Regions from separate parts of the Homo sapiens genome. Here region 2 is linked to region 1. A link is an interaction called in ENCODE POLR2A ChIA-PET data of the cell type or tissue named here. Cell type or tissue: IMR-90. All regions are shown on one strand. Each heading gives the region's core, and the rest is flanking DNA. Links, peaks and the distances in the headings are about the cores only.

Region 1 (5,390 bases), core at 130-5,129:
GAGGGGCGCCTCTGCCCGGCCGCCCCTACTGGGAAGTGAGGAGCCCCTCTGCCCGGCCACCACCCCGTCTGGGAGGTGTGCCCAACAGCTCATTGAGAACGGGCCAGGATGACAATGGCGGCTTTGTGGAATAGAAAGGCGGGAAAGGTGGGGAAAAGATTGAGAAATCGGATGGTTGCCGTGTCTGTGTAGAAAGAAGTAGACATGGGAGACTTTTCATTTTATTCTGCACTAAGAAAAATTCCTCTGCCTTGGGATCCTGTTGATCTGTGACCTTACCCCCAACCCTGTGCTCTCTGAAACATGTGCTGTGTCCACTCAGGGTTAAATGGATTAAGGGCGGTGCAAGATGTGCTTTGTTAAACAGATGCTTGAAGGCAGCATGCTCGTTAAGAGTCATCACCAATCCCTAATCTCAAGTAATCAGGGACACAAACACTGCGGAAGGCCGCAGGGTCCTCTGCCTAGGAAAACCAGAGACCTTTGTTCACTTGTTTATCTGCTGACCTTCCCTCCACTATTGTCCCATGACCCTGCCAAATCCCCCTCTGTGAGAAACACCCAAGAATTATCAATAAAAAAATAAATTTAAAAAAAAAAAAAAAAGAATAAAAAAAAAAAAAAGAAATTTAAAAACCAGCCTGGCATGGTGGCTCACACCTATAATCCCAGCACTTTGGGAGGCTGAGGTGGGCGGATCACAAGGTCAGTAGATCGAGACCATCCTGGCTAACACGGTGAAACCCTGTTTCTACTAAAAAAAAAAAAAATGTAGCCGGGCATGGTAGCACGTGCCTGTAGCCCCAGCTACTTGGGAGGCTGAGGCAGGAGAATCGCTTGAACCTAGGAGTCAGAGGTTGTAGTGACCCAAGACTGAGCCACTGCACTCCACCCTGGGCGACAGAACAAGACTCTGTCCAAAAAAAAAAAAAAGAGAGAGAGAAAGGGAGACAGAGACAGAGAGAGAGAGAGAAATAAATAAATTTAAAAACCTTCCCAGAAAGAAAAGTTCAAGTCCACATGTTTTCACATATTAATTCTATCAAATATTAAGGAAATAATGCCAATACCAATCCTACACAAACTCTTTCACAAAAACAGACTTAATGGTAAAAGACCAAATAGTTTCTCCTAAGACTAGGAACAAGATCAAGATGTACACTCTCATACTTTTATTAAATAATATACAGTACAATAAGGCAAGAAAAAAAAAAACTAAAGGCATCCTGATTGAAAAGAAAGAAGTAAAACATGTTTAATCGCAGACATGATCCTGCATATAGAAAATCCATTATAAAACTCTTAAAAAGAAATAATAAATGTGTTCTGCAAGGTCACAAGACACAAGATCAATAAGCAAAAAATTGTATTTCTAAACACTATCAATAAATGACCTGAATATGAAATAGATATAACAATTTCATTTACAACAGCATCAAAAGGAATAAAATACTCAGGAATAAATTTAACACATGAAATGCAAGATGTACACTGCAAACTACAAAACACTGCTGAGAGAAATTAAAAGAAGACATATGAAAAAATACACCATGTTTATAGATCTGAACATAAGACTGACAAGATGTTAACTCCATCAAACTGACCTTTAGAATCAACATATCCCTAGAAAACCTCAGCAGGCATTTTTAGCAGAAATTGACAAGCTGATCCTAAAATTTATATAAAAATGCAAAGGCCAAAGAACGGATAAAACAATTTTGGAAAAAAAAAATCTTTTTAATTTTGCAAATCTCTGGACTTGCCTGCTCTTCAAATTCATCTTGTACACTGCAGCCAGTGTTTTCTAAAACACAAATCTGACTTTATTAGTATTCTTTTGCTAAAAATTCTGTGCCAGTTTCCCTCTGCCCTTAAGATGGAGTTTTTTTCTAAAAATGATCCCCACAGCTCTAGAGACCTAACCAATGATTTAACTGTTGTAGTTCTTCTTTAGCTTCATTTCTCACCTTCCTCCACCACACATATTTAAATAGCAGCCATATGGAATTAATTTCTATTCCTGGAAAGCTCAACACTTTTGCTTCTAGGTCATTTGTGCATGTTGTTCCCCTTGCAACAAGTTTCATTCCACTTTTTTGCTTACCTCACCCTCCCCTGCTCAAGTTCATCCAGCTCTTCTCTATTTTCTATTGGGTATCAGCTTAAATTTCAATTCTTCAGGAAAACCTTCCTGGAACATCTCCAGTAAGATCATATTAAGTGTCTCCACTATGTACAACATTGATGCAAAATGTTTTAAGAAAGAATCTTTGTAGACATTTAGATTGCCCTGTCAAAAAGGAAATTCTATCCCTTACGCCCATTCTAATAAGAGACTATATTTTATTCATTTTTGTCCTGTTTGAATTTTTTGAGTTGGTATTTATAATTTGAAAAGAGACATTTAAAAATGTGTTGGAGGCAATAAAAATGCTACACATGAACTTCAAACATTATGCTAAGTAAAAGAAGCCAGTCACAAAACATCGCAGATTGTATGATACCATTGATATGGAATGTCTAGAATAGGCAAATCTGAGACAAGTTGATCAGTGGTTGCCTGGGGATAGATGAGGGGGTGGAGAGAAGGAATGGGAAATGACTACTAATGAGCACAGGGTTTCTTTTCAGTATGCTGAAAATACTATAAAACTAAATTATGGTGATGGTTGTACTATTCTGTGAATACGTTAAAAACTACTGAACACTGAAAACCACAGTACACTTTATTTCTTATCTATTTATGTTTTTTTTAATTTTTTTTGGAGACAGAGTCTCACTTCATCACCCAAGCTAGAGTGTAGTGGTACAATCTCAGCTCACAGCAACCTCTGTCTCCCAGGTTCAAGTGATTCTCATGCCTCAGGCTCCTGAGTAGCTGGAATTACAAGCGTGCACACCACCATGCTGGCTAATGTTTGTATTTTTGGTAGAGACCAGGTTTTCCCAAGTTGGCAGGCTGGTCTCAAACTCCTGACCTCAAGTAATCCACCCACTTCAGCCTCCCAAAGTGCTGGGATTACAAGCATGAGCCACCCTGCCCAGCCCACAGTACACTTTAAACGTGTGCATTTTATGGTATATAAATAACATCTTGATAAAGCTGTCAAAATGTGATAGGAATAAACTGGCCTTTCAAAATGCCACTTTTTCCCTTAGAACAATCATTACAAGGGAACTAACCACTATTTTTTTTTTTTTTTGAGACAGAGTCTCGCTCTGCCACCCAGGCTGGAATGCAATGGCGCGATCTCAGCTCACTGCAACCTCCGCCTCCCAGGTTCAAGCGATTCTCCTGCCTCAGCCTCCTGAGTAGCTGGGATTATAGGTGCGCACTACCATGCCCAGCTAATTTTTGTATTTTTAGTAGAGACGGGGTTTCACCACGTTGGTCAGGCTGGTCTCGAACTCCTGACCTCGTGATCCACCCACCTCAGCCTCTCAAAGTGCTGGGATTACAGGCGTAAGCCACCGTGCCCGGCCTAACCACTATTAAATACAATTTAAGTATACTGTTAAATACTGAGTTATTAGAAATGTAATTAAGAATAAAGTTATATAAAGCTTACAATAAGAAGTCATATTTTGGCCCATATGTCACACATACCTGTATAATATGGTGATTAAAGACAACTAAGAATATAACTATTTCTTTAAGTGTAATAACTTTCAGTAATATGGAAATGTACAAATATAAGAAATGATAATAACCTCCCTTTCTCTACCAAAATTACACTCCAAAATTATTTACAATTTGGAGTATGTCTCTCCAGACTTTTCTTCACATTGTTAATATATTTCTTCACATAGACATATATTAATAAGTAAATAATGGGGAGAGGAAGGGAGACAGGAGTTACTTTGCTGAATCTGTGGTAACCGCAGTAATCACTTTTCATATTGTAGCCAGCTGAAAGTAGGCTACTGAAGCCAAGGACAAAAATGATTTAAATTTAAGATAAAAATAAAAGTTATATTAAAAGCATTATTGAAATAAATTTCTTTAGATGCAAATTTTTTACAGGCTGAGGAAAATAATCAGACTTTTACTACCCCTAAATCATCCCCCTCTACCTATTCACTGAGTAAGGTACATTCAGTGCAAAAGAACAGACACTGTCTTCACAACGTTCAATGCAGAATCCCCAACACAGACACTTATACATGTTCAAATATTTGGATCTGAATTCACACTGAATAAAAAAGCAATATGAAAAGAGATAAAGGGAGGATACCAAAGTAAATTAAAGTGGCCACTTTGAGATTGTAATTTGTTTCCATTTTAATAATTCTATCATTAAAAAAACTTTAATAAAAGTTTATCTTATTATCTTTAGGCTGGGCGTGGTGGCTCATGCCTGTAATCCCAGCACTTTGGGAGGCTGAGGCAGGCGGATCACCCGAGGTCAGGAGTTCAAGACCAACCTGGCCAACATTGTGAAAATCCATCTCTAGTAAAAATACAAAAATTAGCCAGTCGTGGCTGCGGGAGCCTGTAATCCCAGCTACTCAGGAGGCTGAGGCAGAAGAATCGCTTGAACCCGGGAGGAGGAGGTTGTAGTGAGCTGAGATCACACCATTGCACTCCAGCCTGGACGACAAGAGTGAAACTCCATCTCAAAAAAAAATAAAAATAAATAAAAAAATACAAGTATCTTTGGTTTTACTCACAAGCAAATATAATTTAATAATTCTAAACCATTAGGATACATTGCTTATAATGCTTTAACAAGCTTTGTTGGGCCGCGCGCAGTGGCTCACGCCTGTAATCCCAGCACTCTGGGAGACTGAGGCAGGCGGATCACCTGAGGTCAGGAGTTCGAGACCAGCCTCAACATGGAGAAACCCCATCTCTACTAAAAATACAAAATTAGCCGGGCATGGTGGTGCACGCCTGTAATTTCAGCTACTCGGGAGGCTGAGGCAGGAGAATTGCTTGAACCTGGGAGGCGGAGGTTGTGGTGAGCCAAGATCGCGCCATTGCACTCCAGCATGGGCAACAAGAGTGAAACTCCGTCTCAAAAAAAAAAAAAGCTTTGTTAGTCAATGTAACAGTAATTATTATAATTTATACTGTATCAAATGCTCATTACATGTCAGGCACTGCTTCAGTGTTTTAAATATAGTAACTCTTTCAATCTTCATTACAAAATTATAAGATATGTATTATTATAATCTCCATTCTACAGATGAGGTCACTGAGACAAGTGAGGTAAGTAACTTGTCCAAGGTGGCACAGCTATTAAATGGCAAAACCAAAAGTGCTCCAGAAGCAGTACTCTTAAATATTATACTTTACTGCCTAATAGCATTGCTAAAAAAGAATATAAAAGATTCCTAAGTTAAAGACTTTAATAGGGCCAGGCGTGGTGGCTCACACCTGTAATTCC
Region 2 (5,390 bases), core at 391-5,390, 140 kb before region 1:
TAGATATGGAATATGCTTGACCTTGGATTGTGCTCAACTGATGTTTATTGGATGAGCATCCACATAATTTATGGTAAGCAGCATGGAGCTAAAGTTCACCTTTGCTTATTTAGCAAATCCCTTCTAAATTGATAGGAATAAACTTTATGAAAAACAGTCCTTCACAGGAAACTATTTAGAAAAGCAGGCTTAAGAATGACTTTTAGAAGATACATTTACGGTGTAACAATTGTTGTTTTAGTTAGAAGTCATTCTCCTCGTAAGAGACCAGATCCAAGTTGCTGTACATGTTTTCATATAGTTTTTAAGATGGTTCATAAATTTTTACTCTGTGTTTTACATACATTATGTTGATTCAAACCTAGTCGGGTTAAGTTTCTGAAACTTACTGAAGTATATTTGGAATGCAATTTAGAACATGCATCTGCTTTTGATATTCCACCCTGTGGCTCAGCACCAGTTATGGCAAAGTAGGACCTAATTAGACAGTAAAGGATAGGAAGCCTGGAATGAGCCACCCTAGAGATAATCTTTTGATGGTGATGGATAAGTATTTATTATGTACGATTATAAGCCAATTCTTTTCTGAGAAGTAACAGTAATTAATTTGTTTCTTATTTTCTAATCATAAGTTTTCCAGTTTACAAATGGAAGTTTTATTACAGTTGGGTTTTGGTTTTTTTTTTTTTAAACCTGGATAGCCAGATTTACCAAGATCACAATAGTTCAGTTTTATTCATTGTAGCTTTTACACAGAAATAAGTCATAGCCTAAATGTAATTTATTATTTGGCAAAGTGTTTAAAAACACCCTGAATCGTTGCAGTAAATGTCTAAAAAGTTTTATTCTGGAAATAACTTTGTATAATTTTCTTTGGGGTATAAATATATGTTCTTCAGTTTACCTGGAACATCTGTGACCCTAGTTAAAATGATTTCTTACACTAATTCTTGGTCTTTTTCTTCCTTTGTATTTTTTGTGACCTGATCACCTTCTTGCTTAGCAAATGGAAATACTAGCAGTAAGTGACCTGTCTTGATTTATAGACTACTCACCCTTGCCAGACAAACTGGTTTTCATCTGCCATTTGTCCATTTGTGACCCAGCAATGTTTTCTCGTGGACTACTTTACAAGTAGTATGTGCTTCAGTTTTGCAAAGCCCTAATCCATGAAATGTTGGTTCTTTTAAAATAGTGAGATGTTAAAATACATAAAATTAGCAGTCACCTTTTTCTTAAACATATCTCCTCTTAAATTTCTTAATTTAAAAAATCAAAGTGCACAACTTTTTTTTTTTTTTTTGAGATGGAGTCTTGCTCTGTTGCCCAGGCTTGGAGGGCAGTGGCATGATCTCGGCTCACTGCAACCTCTGCCTCCCAGGTTCAAGCGATTCTCCTGCCTCAGCTTCCCCAGTAGCTGGGATTACATACACCCACCACCATGCCCAGCTAATTATTTTTTGTATTTTTAGTAGAGACGGGGTTTCACCACATTGGCCAGGCTGGTTTCAAACTCCTGAGCTCAAGTGATCTGCCCACCTCGGCCTCCCAAAGTGCTAGGATTACAGGTGTGAGCCACCGTGCTCGGCCCACGTTGTTAATTTCATAGTTTCATTTCAATGAGATTACCAAGTGGTTTTCTTTAGAAAAATGACCTCACTTTAAAAGACAGCTTTTCTTACTTTTTAGGTAAGAGGTTATCCGGTTTCACTTTGCTTTATCAAGCATTTGTTGATAAATGCAGTGAGATCTACATCTCAATGAGGGCAAAAGTCTTTGCATTTGTAGATTATTTTAATTATGAATTTAAAGTTTTAAATTCTAATGAATCCTTTTTAAAGTATCCTATTAATTGCCTGCTGAAACAGTCTATTTGTAGAATGTGAAAATGTGCTTAACATTAAAACTGAATTATGTAACCAGCAGTGATATTTGTTTTTATTTTAATCTTAGTCTTTAAAGCATATTTCACGTGCCTTTCATCAGCTTCATACCATATTAACTTCCTTACTGCAGAAAAATAAACGACAAGACAATTTTAACTATAAATTTCCATTGGAAATATGCTGTCTAGAAAATAACACCTAAATTTAATGTAATGTTATTTATTTCTAGGAATTGGAGCTCTGCCGAAGATTATACAAATTGCATTTTCAATTGCTGCTTCTGTTCCAGGCCTACTGTAAACTTATCAACCAAGTAAATACGATAAAAAATGAAGCAGAGGTAAATATTCAGTTGTATTAGGCATCAGTAACTGATTCTAAAAAAATTTTAAAATAAAATCTATTACTTGTTAAAATAGCTTAAGTCAAAAGTCACTTAGAGTGAGTCTTTTTTCTTTTAGTTAAGGAATAATTTGTTTTTTAATGATGTGCTATGTCAGGACCTATGAGTAAATAAGACAGCAGATATCCAGCAGTTGTAAAAGGTTCAAGACCTTAAAGGTTTCCATAGTAGACACAGATCATCTATAATCAAAAGTCAAGTAAAAGCCAGGGATGGTGGCACATACCTATAGTCCTAGTTACTCGAGAGTCTGAGCTGGGATGATGACTTGAGCCCAGGAGTTAGAAGCTGTAGTGAGCTGTGATTGCAGCACTGCACTCCAGCATAGGTGACAGAGCAAGACCCTGTCTCAGAAAATCAAAATAGTCAAACAAAGCACATCAGTTCAATAAAGACATAAAACTGTATCATCAACCCCCCTCCCTCAACATGTTGTTCGTATTTCTATAGCTTTTTTTTTTTTTTTTTTTTTTTGAGGCAGAGTCTCCTTCTTTTGCCCAGGCTGCGGTGCAATGGCATGATCTCAACTCACTGCAACTTCCACCTCCTGGGTTCAAGCAGTTCTCCTGCCTCAGCCTCCCAAGCAGCTGGGACTACCAGTGTGCACCACCACACCCAGCTAACCTTTTTGTATTTTTAGTAGAGACGGGGTTTCACCATGTTGGCCAGGCTGGTCTCAAACTCCTGACCTCAGGTGACCCACTGCCTTGGCCTGCCAAAGTGCTGGGATTACAGGCATAAGCCACCGTGCCCAGCCCACATTGTTACAGTTTTATTAGTGCACACAAGAAAAAACATGTTAAAAAACACTTTGAATGTTGAAAATCAATACATAGCCTCAAAGATGCTAACTTTAGTCTTTTCCCCCCCTTGTCATCTGCTGGTAATAAAACTATCACTGGGGAAATGATTTAATTTCTTAGTCATTAAATCTGTAAAAAGAAATATACATGTATTTATTTTTTATATAAAAATACCCTGGGGTAAATAATCTTTTAAAATCTAAAGACTTTACTGTTATATAGTTTTCATGATCCCCCATAACAGTAAATGTACTTTTACTATCCAAAATGTAGTAATATTAAAACCAATATAGACATTTATTACAACTTGTTGCTTTATCAAGAACATTTAATTTCAAGACTACTATTTGGTGGAATTTATTTGCTCCTACAGAATGGAGTACTTGAAATATTAACTGCCCTTTCTTCCAAGACAAACATTTTAAAATAATCTTTAAGAGCAACAATGCTACTGCCATCAGGTATATTCTTGTAGCCAACTAAATGTTTTTGTTACCAAACATACGAATAGATCCTTAAAGATGTATTTGTTTTAGGTCATCAACATGTCAGAGGAACTTGCCCAACTGGAAAGTATCCTCAAAGAAGCTGAGTCCGCTTCCGAAAACGAAGAAATTGACATTTCCAAAGCTGCACAAACTACTATAGAAACTGCCATTCATTCTTTAATTGAAACTTTGAAAAATAAAGAATTTATATCAGCTGTAGCACAAGTCAAAGCTTTCAGGTAAAACGTGACGGGATTTAAAGGTGATGCCTTTAAATTAGACAGGAAGTTTAGTAATACTAGGTTTTCATTTTCAATTTGCTGTTTCCATATCATGTCTTTGTGAAAGAAAAACATGAGTATTTTTAACAGTTGCCACTGAAATGATACCAATTTTAGATTTCTTTTCACTTTCAGATGGTACTTTGAAAGTGAATTCAGGTGGTACTTTGAGTAATATTTGCTCAAATATTAAAACAGATCATGTTATTCACAAGGAAATGTTGTTGTTACAGGTATTTAACTTAAATTGAGTTAGTCTTAACTATTGCCTAAGTCTCAGAACTGAAAAACTATTGTGTATTTTCAGATCTCTCTGGCCCAGTGATATCTTTGGCAGTTGTGAAGATGACCCTGTACAGACACTGTTACATATATATTTCCATCATCAGACGCTGGGCCAGACAGGAAGCTTTGCAGTTATAGGCTCTAACCTGGACATGTCAGAAGCCAACTACAAACTGATGGAACTTAATCTGGAAATAAGAGAGTCTCTACGCATGGTGCAATCATACCAACTTCTAGCACAGGCCAAACCAATGGGAAATATGGTGAGCACTGGATTCTGAGACACTTCAGGCCTTTAGGAAAGAAACTAAACTGAAGATGATGAAGAATATTAACCAAGCACCTTTTATGGACCCTTGCATTCACTGATAACTTTCTGGCAGCATCTACTTTTTAGTGTAACTAATGTCAAACTGTATCATCAAAAACAAAGATCTGAAAGAAAAAAACATCTGATATTTTAACAGCTGCCAATATCTCCCACAATAACTGCGTGAAGAAGGAATTTTTTAATTACTTAACCTACGTGAAAAGAAAAGGGCTAAAAGTGATGCCTACAAATACATTACTTTCTGGGGAAAGAAAAGAATTCCAAGAATGTTTGCAATAATGGCCTCCAATACTGAAACAACCAAAAGCAGGTGAAATGAGGCTGAAATCAAGGCTGTTTCATTTTAGCTGAAGACCTGCAAAGCTGCTTGGATTTCTAGCAGTTGAAAACCTAACCTGCAATTGATGCTTAATCATCCATCCACATGAACATGCAGTCAGCTATACGCATCAAGACTCGTTTGCAAAAACCATTGATTTTTCAGTATGTGGGATAAGGGTTTGGGTTTTTTTGTTTTTTGGTCTGTATAAGGAATTATGTGTGTGTGAGTTGGGATGTATGGATATGTGATAGTCATATTTTCAAGGTATGGATGTTTGGTGATAACGTCTCAGAGCATGCCTAAAAGAGCACTGCAAGATTATTTTTGAAGAAATGTTATTTTATTAGATCTAACTCTTCATAGTATGTAAATGTTAGAACATTTTAATAATATTTTAAAACTGGGCTTTCCCAGTATTTCAAAAAGAAATAATATATCTGTTAACGTTATTGGAATGCTGCTCAGTTCTCTGATCAGTGCTTATGTTATGATTGTTGATAACTAACCAAAGTAGATGCCTGCAGAGACTTTAAAATGTAAAATAAAGATGTATGCTGCCTGTCAGCTATTCTCATTAGAAAAGTTTTAACT

The links. ChIA-PET counts read pairs that join two places held together with the same protein. Peaks named below come from ENCODE experiments on the same cell type or tissue, not always from the same donor. Only the 100,000 strongest peaks of a DNase experiment are listed, where the experiment ranks them.
Region 2: POLR2A ChIA-PET joins it to region 1 with 12 read pairs; 2 of 35 experiments call an interaction of 5 or more read pairs at or near these places.

The regions. Positions count from the first base shown.
Region 1 is chr4:48,357,967-48,363,356 of GRCh38, reverse strand. The region is part of intron 1 of SLAIN2 (SLAIN motif family member 2); the gene reads right to left. Among named protein-coding and RNA genes, the nearest start is that of SLAIN2, 19 kb to the right of the region's middle. In IMR-90, for the core only: no CTCF peak of the experiment used is centred there; a DNase peak (open chromatin) is centred at 2,526; H3K27ac peaks cover 313 bases.
Region 2 is chr4:48,498,459-48,503,848 of GRCh38, reverse strand. It overlaps FRYL (FRY like transcription coactivator), which reads left to right. Exons shown (of 64, transcript NM_015030.2): 61 at 1,004-1,021; 62 at 2,116-2,226; 63 at 3,629-3,819; 64 at 4,169-5,390. The coding sequence ends at 4,427. Among named protein-coding and RNA genes, the nearest start is that of ZAR1, 11 kb to the right of the region's middle. In IMR-90, for the core only: no CTCF peak of the experiment used is centred there; no DNase peak of the experiment used is centred there.